Linked DNA regions of Homo sapiens: region 2 is linked to region 1. The links are chromatin contacts, found by Hi-C or POLR2A ChIA-PET in ENCODE. All regions are on one chromosome and are shown on one strand. The core of a region is the stretch at or near the end of the contact, and the rest is flanking DNA. Distances in the headings are between cores, read along the strand shown.

Evidence for each region. Hi-C counts contacts between places; a loop is a spot of excess contacts on that map. ChIA-PET counts read pairs that join two places held with the same protein, here RNA polymerase II (POLR2A).
Region 2: a map of prostate gland shows a loop between it and region 1 (2.6-fold over the local background). The contact joins two enhancer-like sites. A Hi-C loop is called at or near these places in 2 of 168 maps with a recorded cell type or tissue (endothelial cell of hepatic sinusoid and prostate gland). POLR2A ChIA-PET finds 5 or more read pairs at or near these places in 3 of 52 experiments (A673, MCF 10A and OCI-LY7).

The regions. Positions count from the first base shown.
Region 1 is chr1:13,617,391-13,622,072 of GRCh38, forward strand. PDPN (podoplanin) reads left to right here. Exons shown (of 6, transcript NM_006474.5): 6 at 1-567. Among named protein-coding and RNA genes, the nearest start is that of PDPN, 36 kb to the left of the region's middle. Within about 2 kb of position 2,686, at least 6 of the 41 ENCODE cell types and tissues checked have a DNase peak (open chromatin) inside an H3K27ac peak, as active enhancers do.
Region 2 is chr1:13,661,318-13,666,420 of GRCh38, forward strand. No RefSeq gene overlaps it. Among named protein-coding and RNA genes, the nearest start is that of PRDM2, 36 kb to the right of the region's middle. Within about 2 kb of position 1,339, at least 2 of the 41 ENCODE cell types and tissues checked have a DNase peak (open chromatin) inside an H3K27ac peak, as active enhancers do.

The DNA of each region.
Region 1 (4,682 bases), core at 1,436-3,935:
TTCCATTTTTTTTGTGTGTGTGTGTGAAACGTAGTCTGCAACTCTGCCTCCCGGCAATTATACATGTGTCAGGATGTCAAAAAGCAATTCTCCTGCCTCAGCCTCCTGAGTAGCTGGGACTACAGGTTCCTACCACCACACCCGGCCAATTTTTGTATTTTTAGTAGAGATGGGGTTTCACCGTATCGGCGAGGATGATCTCTATCTCTTGACCTCGTGATCTGCCCGCCTCGGCCTCCCAAAGTGCTGGGATTACAGGCGTGTGCCACTGCGCTCGGCCTCAGATTCCATATTTGAACACCAGCTGATTGAGAGAAGGGGAATGAGAAGAGCTGGATGAGTTTAAATAACTCATTGTTCAGATTCCTGAACAGGAGTTGGGATAATGGCCATCTTTTCTTTCCTATCCTTTCTTCCCCCCTCACTGTGAAAAATAACAGTCCACCCCAAGTCATACACTGGACCCAGTGCCTGCGGGGACAGGACTGTGGGTTTCTTGGTCACACCTGTGTTGGTGCTCAATGCAGTGTAGACATGTTTTCAAATAAAACAAATGATTGTGTACAACAATGAGTCAGACTTTTGTTGGAAAACACAAGTCTGGGCCACACTTGGGAACATCTCCAGATAAGATTACAACTTAGGTAAATGCCTGCCTGTTGCCTTGCTTGAGAGTGGATTATAGATGGCCAGGGGAATGAATTCCACAGGAGGAAAACACACCTACACCTTTCAGCTAGGTCTGCCAAAGTAGAGAGGTCAAGTAGAAGCATGGGCATGGGAGACACGTGGCACCTGGGGGCTCTCTCCCTCTCTGGTCCCAAAGGGTTAATGAGGTTTTCCCTGATTTTTTCTGTTTTGTTTTGAGATGGAGTCTCGCTCTGTCGCCCAGGCTGGAGTGCAGTGGCGCGATCTCGGCTCACTGCAGCCTCCACTTCCTGGGCCCAAGCAATTCTGTCTCAGCCTCCCAAGTAGCTGGGACTATAGGCGTGCACCACCACACCCACCTAATTTTTGTATTTTTAGTAGAGACGGGGTTTCACCACATTGGCCAGGATGGTCTTGATCTCCTGACCTCGTGATCTCTCCCTGCCTCGGCCTCCGAAAGTGCTGGGATTACAGGTGTGAGCCACTGTGCCCAGCCACCTGATTAATTTCTCAGCACTGGAGGGTAAAACCAGGTGAGGGGGCAATTTCATCTTGCCCCTGCTAGTCCTCCCTAGAAACCTCACCTCAGGAGAGGTGAATCCCTGTTGCTGGGGGACGCCCCACGGTTCCTTGCTCACCCCGACTCTGTCTGGAGATTGCCCTGGCCAGCTCCTGGGTGGGTGCTGCAGATCTCCTCCTCCCGACCCCACCGCACCACTCCATGTGGATTTATCCTCCTGATGCGGGTCCCTTCCCTGCCAGCGTAAGGATCAGGTGCTAGGAGCGGGAGAGCAGTTAGCCCCATGACTTCCTCGAAATAAATATTCAATATTGTTAAATTAGGACTGTTGAATTTGTCCGTTGTCAGTAATCCTGGGTGCCCATTTGAGTTCCAAACAAGGAACCATATTGTATGCCTGTAGTTCCAGCTGTTTGGGAGGCTGAGGTGGGAGGATCGTTTAAGCCAGGAGTTCAAGGCCAGCCTGGGCAACAAAGTGAGAGCCCCATCTCTTAAAAAATGGACCAGGGTTCTAGTCCTGTTCTGCTCCTCCACACCTGTAACCCTTCAGGGAAGTCATTTAACTTCTTTGGGCTGCAGTTTCTTCTAAGAACTTTCATGAGATGTCAGAAAGCATCCCTTTTCTAGCAGGAAACTAACCACGTCTACCTAGTCCAACAGATTGAAAGAGAACGGACCCTCAACTATGTTACATGTAAATTTACATTCCATTACATGCCACCCCCAGGAGATGACTGGAAACTGGGGGAGCTGCCAGGGTTCTGAAAGTTTAGGGAAACAGCTCTATCAGAGACATCTGGGAGCAGGGGGTGCTGAGGTTAGCTCTTTGCATGATATAAAGGCCTTGTTTTTAACCCCTACTTTTTCCCCTCAACCTGGGAAAACCAGTTGAAAAACCAGGGCTTAGTTCTGCTTCATGGGCCACCTTCAAGGCTTGGCTTTCATGAATAGGAAAGAGCAAGGAACTGTTAATCCCTTTGCTGTCTCTATTTTTATTTTAATTCAGATTTATTTAGTATTCAGGGCATGGGGCAGTTTGTGACATGCTTCGATTGGGGAATGGTGCACGTTTTGATATTAAAACTTTTGCCAATTAAAAGTCCATTGGAAGTGGAAAAAGAATCCTCCCCAAAATATAGCTGCATGTTAACACATGCACTAAAAATAGAGTCATCCCCTTGTGTGCGCTGGAGGACTTGTTCCCTGAAACATTGCCTTTTTCTTTGCTCTTCCTGAAGCTTAAAATCGGGTTAGAACATATAATAGATCCTGGATTTTTCAACTCAGTAAATATAAATGATGTAAGTGTGGTTATTGGTCAACAATGCAGAATGAGTCTAAAATCACACTCACTGGTGTGAATGGGAGTTTTTTTGGCTCAGGGGCCCAGCATGCAGGTACGTACCTGGTACAGGCAAAGCCAGCCTGAAAGCACTAAACACTATTCCTCAGCACTGTTTCTTACTCTGAGATTATTTTATCAGATGCTGACTCAAAGCACAGCGTGTTCTATTTCTACATCCAAGGGCTCCGGGCCATAGTACAGACAGTCCTATGCGTGGTTCTGAGACCTTGCTCCTCCTCCCATTTTTTCTTTCCTACCTCCTTCTCTACTGCTGCCTCTGCCTTTCCACTGATGCAAATTTTTGAGAAAACAATCACGTGCTGGTCACATACCAGGGCGATCAGCAAATGTTTCTGAAGTGACGGCTTCCCTCTGGATGCTGCTGAAGTAGTCAAAGAGGTCGTCTGAAATATTTGTTTGAATAAATGAGCTTACGGTCCTCCGCATGTAACCTCAGGAAGGTGTGCAGGTGTCCTGACCGAAGCAGGAGGTGGACCCCTTCCTGTTGCTCCTGTTCCCACCCTTCCACAGAGCATCTGTAGGTGAGGCTGGATCTGTGGATGGCCCAGGGCTCACTGGAAAGGGAGTAGGATTCTTGTCCAGCAAGATCCAGAAACAAAAGACACTCCCTTGGGTATAACTGCTGAAGAACTCTCATGGGACAGGAGTAATCTGTTCCTTCATTTATTTATTCATTCAAATATTTATGTTCAGGCCCGTCCCAGGTGCTGGGAATCCATAGTGCATGAAACCAACAAAAATTCCTGCTCACATAGAGCTTACATTCTAATGCTGGAGACTGCAAAAAAAAAATAAGTAAATCATAAGAGTGTGAAAATGAGAGACAATGGAGAAAAACACAGCAAGGAGAGGAAGTTCAAGTTTGGAGGAGCTGCAGCATGGAGTCTGGGGTGGGAGAAGGCCTCTCTGAGAGTCAAGCCATGTTCCTGAAGTGGCACGGCGAGGAGTGATCCTGATGGGTACCTGAGGGAAAAGTATTCTGGGCAAAGGGCATAGCAAAGGTCTGAGGCAGGAGCACCCTTGGCATGTTTTAGGGAATGCAGGGAAGCTCAGAAGGCTGGAGCAGTCAGCGCAGGGGACCATGGTAGGAGATGACGTCAGAGAGGTGGAGTGCCCTTGGAAATGGGGAGCCATGGGAAGCTTTTGAGCAGAGGAGTGACATGATCTGACTTACATTAAAAAAAAAAAATCCTCACCTCTGGTTGGGAACTGGCCAGTGTGAGAATCCAAGCAAGAGATGATGGCAGTTCAGACCAGGATGATAGCAGTGGACGTGGTTTAAGGTGGTCTGGTTCTAGTGATAATTTGAATGAAGTCAACAGAATTATCTGATAGATTGGATGTGGGATATGAGAAAAATGGGAGGGTCAAGGTGACACTAAGGATTTTGACTTGGGCAACTAGGATAATGGAGTTGCTATCAGTTAATAGGGCAAGGCTGTGGATGCTGCAGGCTTGATAGGGCAGAGTTGGAGTTCTGTGTTGAACATGCAGAATTTGAGCTGAGTACAGATATCCAGCTGGGGGTATGAAGCAGGCAGTTGGGCACATGAGTCTAGAGTTTAAATGAGAGTTGACTGGAGACATAATTTGGGACTTGCTAGAACCTAACAACCATGATGCTGATGAGCTCACCATGGGCAGAGTATAAATAGAGAAAGGCAAGTCCAAGAACTGAGCTTTGGTGTACCTCAAGGTTAAGAGTCAGGGATATGCAGAGAGATCACCAAAGGAGTCTCCCACCATGGATTGGATGAAATACATTTCAGGATTAGCCATTCCTGTTGTTCTCTTCCGTACCATCTCACAGTCTTCTGATTAAAAATCCAGCTTCCGGCCGGGCACGGTGGCTCACGCCTGTAATCCCAGCACTTTGGGAGGCCAAGGCGGGCAGATCACGAGGTCAGGAAATCGAGACCATCCTGGCTAACACGGTGAAACCCTGTCTCTTCTAAAAATACAAAAAAAATTAGCCGGGCGTGGTGGCAGGCGTCTGTAGTCCCAGCTACTCGGGAGGCTGAGGCAGGAGAAGCACTTGAACCCAGGAGGCAGAGGTTGCAGTGAGCCAAGATCGCGCCACTGCACTCCAGCCTGGGCGACAGAGCGAGATTCCATTTCAAAAAAAAAAATAATAATAATAATAATAAT
Region 2 (5,103 bases), core at 89-2,588, 43 kb after region 1:
GGGACCAGGTGGAGGTAATTGGATCATGGGGGTGGTTCCCCCATGCTGTTCTCGTGATAATGATTTTTCATGAGATCTGATGGTTATATAATCATCTGGTACTCACTCCATCCTGTCACCCTGTGAAAAAGGTGCCTGCTTCTCCTTTGCCTTCTGCCATGATTATAAGTATAAACCTCTTTCCTTTATAAATTACCAGTCTCGGGTATTTCTTCATAGAAGTGTGAGAACGGACTAATACAGGTTAGTTCTTCTGCAGCTCATCTGCTACTCACAAGTGGAAAGAAGCAGCTCACAGACTCTTCATCTCCAAGAGTCAGACTTTCAGGGCCTCCCTCAGCAAACCTGCACGGCTTCCTCCAAGGCAGAAGTCCAGGGAATTACTTATGACTAATGCGGTCAGACCCAAAGCAGTCACTCCACCCAGTCGGAGGGAGTCCTACGCTGGTTGCTGCCTCCCCACCTTCCTCACCCCCATGCTCAAAACTGTGACACCCAGGTCATTGACACCTGTGTCTGCAGCTGGCAGGGCCACAGTTCTGATCACATTCACACATTCCTTCATTCATCATTTCATTCATTCACACACCTTTATTTGAAAACTGACATATGGTGGATACTGATGTTTCTGAGATAAAGTACCCAGTTTGCTGTTAATGCAAACTCAATACGGCCTGGGAAGGACTCCGTACTTCTATATTCGAGCCCCTGTGGACGAACTGTAACCTAGCTTAATAGGCAGACAAGGTTGAAAACCTAATTTAGGAGTATACACCTGTAACAATTACAATAGTTGAGTCTTGGCCAATCCCAGCAGCCATACTTCAACCACTCAGAGACTGCTAAGTGTTCAAACTGTGTTCAAATAAGACAAACACCAGCCTGTAACCAATCCAGCTGTTTCTGTACCTCACTGCCGATTTCTGTATGGCACTTCCCTTTCTTTGTCTATAAATTTGTTCTGACCAGGGGGCATCCCTGGAGTTTCTCTAAATCTGCTGTGATTCTGGGGGCTGCCTGATTGGGGAATCATGCATTGTTCAATTAAACTCATTTAAAATTAATTCAGCTGAAGTTTTTCTTTTAACACTGCCCTTACTAACTTCGCAGCCTAGTGGGGAGAAGTCATGTGACAAATACAAAGTGAGGAAAAAACTCCTTAAACTCCTAAACTGTGCTACCAGTGTGCTAATAACAGATTTACGGGGATTATTTCATTTAATCCTCACAACAACATGAGGAGGTGGATACCATTATTATCTTCATTTCACATAGGCACCCCACCCCCCCAAAGAAAAGAGGATTCAGCAACAGGCACAGCAATTTGCCCAAGATGACAAAGCTAGAAATGGTGGAAATTAGCCAGGAAGTCACGCTGACTCCAGACTCTGTGTAATTTACATGTCTCAGGCATTTTTACAAGAAAAAAAAAAAAAACCAGGCACAGTGTCTCATGCCTGTAATCCCAGCATTTTGGGAGGCCTCAGTGGGAGGATTGCTTGAGCCCAGGAGTTCGAGACCAGCCTAGGCAACCCCGTCTCAAAATAAATAAATAAATAGCTTTTTAATCCTCTAACCTAGCAATTCTGCTTCTAGAGGAATTGTTTTATAATTGTTTATAATGGCAAATAAACTGTCCTACATGTCCATCAAGGAGAGCGTGTTTACAAGACTTGTAGTATGCTCACCCCATGAAGTATTTTACACACAGTGATGAAAATGAATCCACGATGGCCATAAATGTTAGAAACGTAAGACTGAATTTTTAAAAGCCAAAGACCACACACCATATGATGACATTTTGAAAGCTCAAACCCAGTAAAAGAAGATAACACATTGTTTTGACAACACACAGCTTAGGTAAGCAGATTTTTTTTTTTAAGTCAGAGAGTGATAAAGACAAACTTTAGGGTAACGATCATCTGGGAGGATGGATCTAGGGAAGCAGAAGAAGGAATTAGGGGTGGGGGTTGTCCAAGTAAATGTGAGGCCTTTTGTAATGGTTTAATTCCAGGATTGACAAGCTAGAGCCTGCAGGCCAAATCTGGCCCTTCAACTGTTTTTGTAAATAAAGTGGGTTTTTTTGTTTTGTTTTGTTTGAGTTGGATTCTCGCTCTGTTGCCCAGGCTGGAGTGCAATGGTGCAATCTCACCTCACTGCAACTTCCACCTCCTGGGTTCAAGCAATTCTGCCTCAGCCTCCTGAGTAGCTGGGGTTACAGGCACCCACCACCATGCCTGGCTAATTTTTGCATTTATAGTAGGGACAGGGTTTCACCATGTTGGCCAGGCTGGTCTCTTTGGTCAGGCTGGTCTCGAACTCCTAACCTTGTGATCTGCCCGCCTCAGCCTCCCAAAGTGCTGGGATTACAGGCCATAAAGTTTTATCTGAACACAGACACACCAATTTGTTTACATATTGTCTATGCCGGCACTCACTCTACAATAGCAGAAATGAGTAGTTGCAATGGAGACTATATGGCCCATAAAGCTTAAAATATTCGCTATCTGACTCTTTACGGAAAAAGTTTGTTGTGACCTCTGTTCTTGCCTTGGATTGAGTAATAGAGTCCTCTCTTTAATAGCGGTAAGACATTCACCTCTCTGGGTCTCAGTTGCCCTATCTGTAAATAGGGATGATACTACTCTGTGAAGTAAGAAACTGTATCATCCTTTAATGTATGGAAAGTGGATTAGTGGTTTTTTAGGGCCAAGAGGTGGCGCTGGGGGGAGATGAGAATATGGAAATAGGGACTGACTACTAATGAGTAAAAAGTTTCTCTAAGGGGGATAAAAATATTGTAAATTAGACTGTAGTGATGATTGCACAACCCTATCAAAAGATCCACGGCTTCCTGCGGGATTTCTCAACCTCAGCACGATTGACATTTGGGGCTGGATACTTCCTTGTTGTGGGGCTGTCCTGTCAATGTAAGATGGTGAGCAGCCTCCCTGGCCTCTACCCATTATGGGTAGTGATGCCAGTAGCACTCACCAAGTTGTGAAAACCAAAATGTCTCCAGACATTGCCACATATCCCTGGAAGCAGCTAGGGGGAGTAAAATCACCCCCAGTTGAAAAACCACCGTTCTATAATAATAACCTGAGAAATTTCCTCTGCACAGCATTACCATAGAAAGGAGAGTCAAAAGTCTTGGAGTAAATAGTAGGACCTTTTTACCATGGAAAATGATCAGCTTTGAATCACTGGGCAGGGACTGAACTGGGCAAGTCTTTGCAAGGGCAACTTCCAAGGAGCAACAAAGGTGGCACTTGAGTAATTTGGAAAGTGATACTAAGCAAGTTGGAAGGCTGCTGTGTTCCGCTCATGAAAACATCTGCACCTAAGTGGTAAGAGTTAGCTGTGTGGTCCTGGCCAATTTCCAGCCCAGGTGACTGCAGTCTCCTGTTCTTAGTCTTCCCTCCAATTTCTGTAGGGCATGGTGCTTTTCTTTACTTCCTGTTCCATACCTGATGACTAAGCCATCATTAGTCTCTTCTAGTGATTAGTTAGGAAATATTAATTTTAAATCAGCAAAGCACTAGGGGAAGAAAAGGACAACTTGGGTTTCCCTTTTCATCCCCAAGGGATGTAACAGCGCACCCGTCAAATCCTTGGTGGAGAGAGAAACCTCCTTGAAATTATCTTGCCAAAAGAGAAAAACGGATTAGCCAATAGTTCATAAATTTGAAAGCATAGGGCTTTCTTTTGATGAAGGCCACTTCCTAGAGGAATGGAGAGGAAGCTTGATCACAGAGTTTAGACACAGTTGAAGAACCCAGTGCTCCCCATTTCCCCTCCCATACATGTCTCTAATCTGATGGTCCCCTTACATCCCATCCTTGCAGGAAATTGATTCTCTTTCCAGCCTTTGCTCAATCCTTGCTCCCATTTATTTATTTTATTTATTTACTTTGAGACGGAGTCATGCTCTGTCACCCAGGCTGAAGGGCAGTGGTGTGATCTCGGCTCACTGCAACCTCCACCTCCCGGGTTCAAGTGATTCTCCTGCCTCAGCCTCCTGAGAGCTGGGATTACAGGCAGCTGCCACCACACCCTGATAATTTCTGTATTTTTAGTAGGGTTGGGGTTACGCCAGGCTGGTCTCGAACTCCTGATCTCAGGTGATCCACCCGCCTCGGCCTCCCAAAGTGCTGGGATTACAGGCGTGAGCCATCATGCCCAGCCCCTTGCTCCCATTTAAACCGTCAGCCCCGAGCTTCAACCCTTAGAGGCCTGGTTTCTGCCCAGCATCAAAGTGAATGGGATAGTCCTAAAGGGACCAATTTGTCTAGATTGGTCCAAGACTTGGTGGATTTTAGCACTGAAGGAGGTCCCGGGCAATCTTTTGGTCCCCAGCAAAACGAAAGGGTTGGATAGCTTAACTCCCTGAAGGCCTCCTCCATATTTCATCTCTTGTAACCTCGCAGCATCCAGGTCAACCAGTGATTGTGCGTCTTAAAAAAACAGAGCAAACCACTTGAATGAGACAAGCAAATTGCAAATTAACTGCAACTCTTCCTGATGCCCACCAGAGGGCTCCTTCTTCCACATAAACAGCCCTGCTGTGCCCAAAGGAACAGAACCTTCCGGACTAGGAGCAATCAAGTTAAGACGGCTCTGACAGTCACTGCCTCACAGCAGAAGTAAAAGAAGAGGGCTACGTCAATGTCATTTCTGCCTCTGTTAACAAACAGAAAGCACTGCTTATGAAATGGGTTCTCCATTCGTGTTCCAGGAATAGCCTTTATTCCAGGTCCTCACCGGAACCTTGCAAAGTGGGAACCGCTGGTGAATGGCCTAAGGTCACAAAACCATCAAACTTCAAAGACCGCAGTCTTTCCACTGTACCAAGTTACCTTGTTATTTCAAAGAACAGTGAAATGAGAGCGTTACAAGCTGTTCCCTGGGCTTAGGGCTGTGGGTGTGGACAAGGGAGGCTGGATGTGGACCCAGTGCCTGAAGGGGAATTTGGTCAACAGCCATAATGAAGAGCAGGAATGGGGGTGGGCGTGCAAGGGCATCGCTTCACCATGTGGACACCAACAGGAGCAAGAGAGTAATGGGGAGGCAGGGACAACCAGCCCTTGTAAATTCCCAACT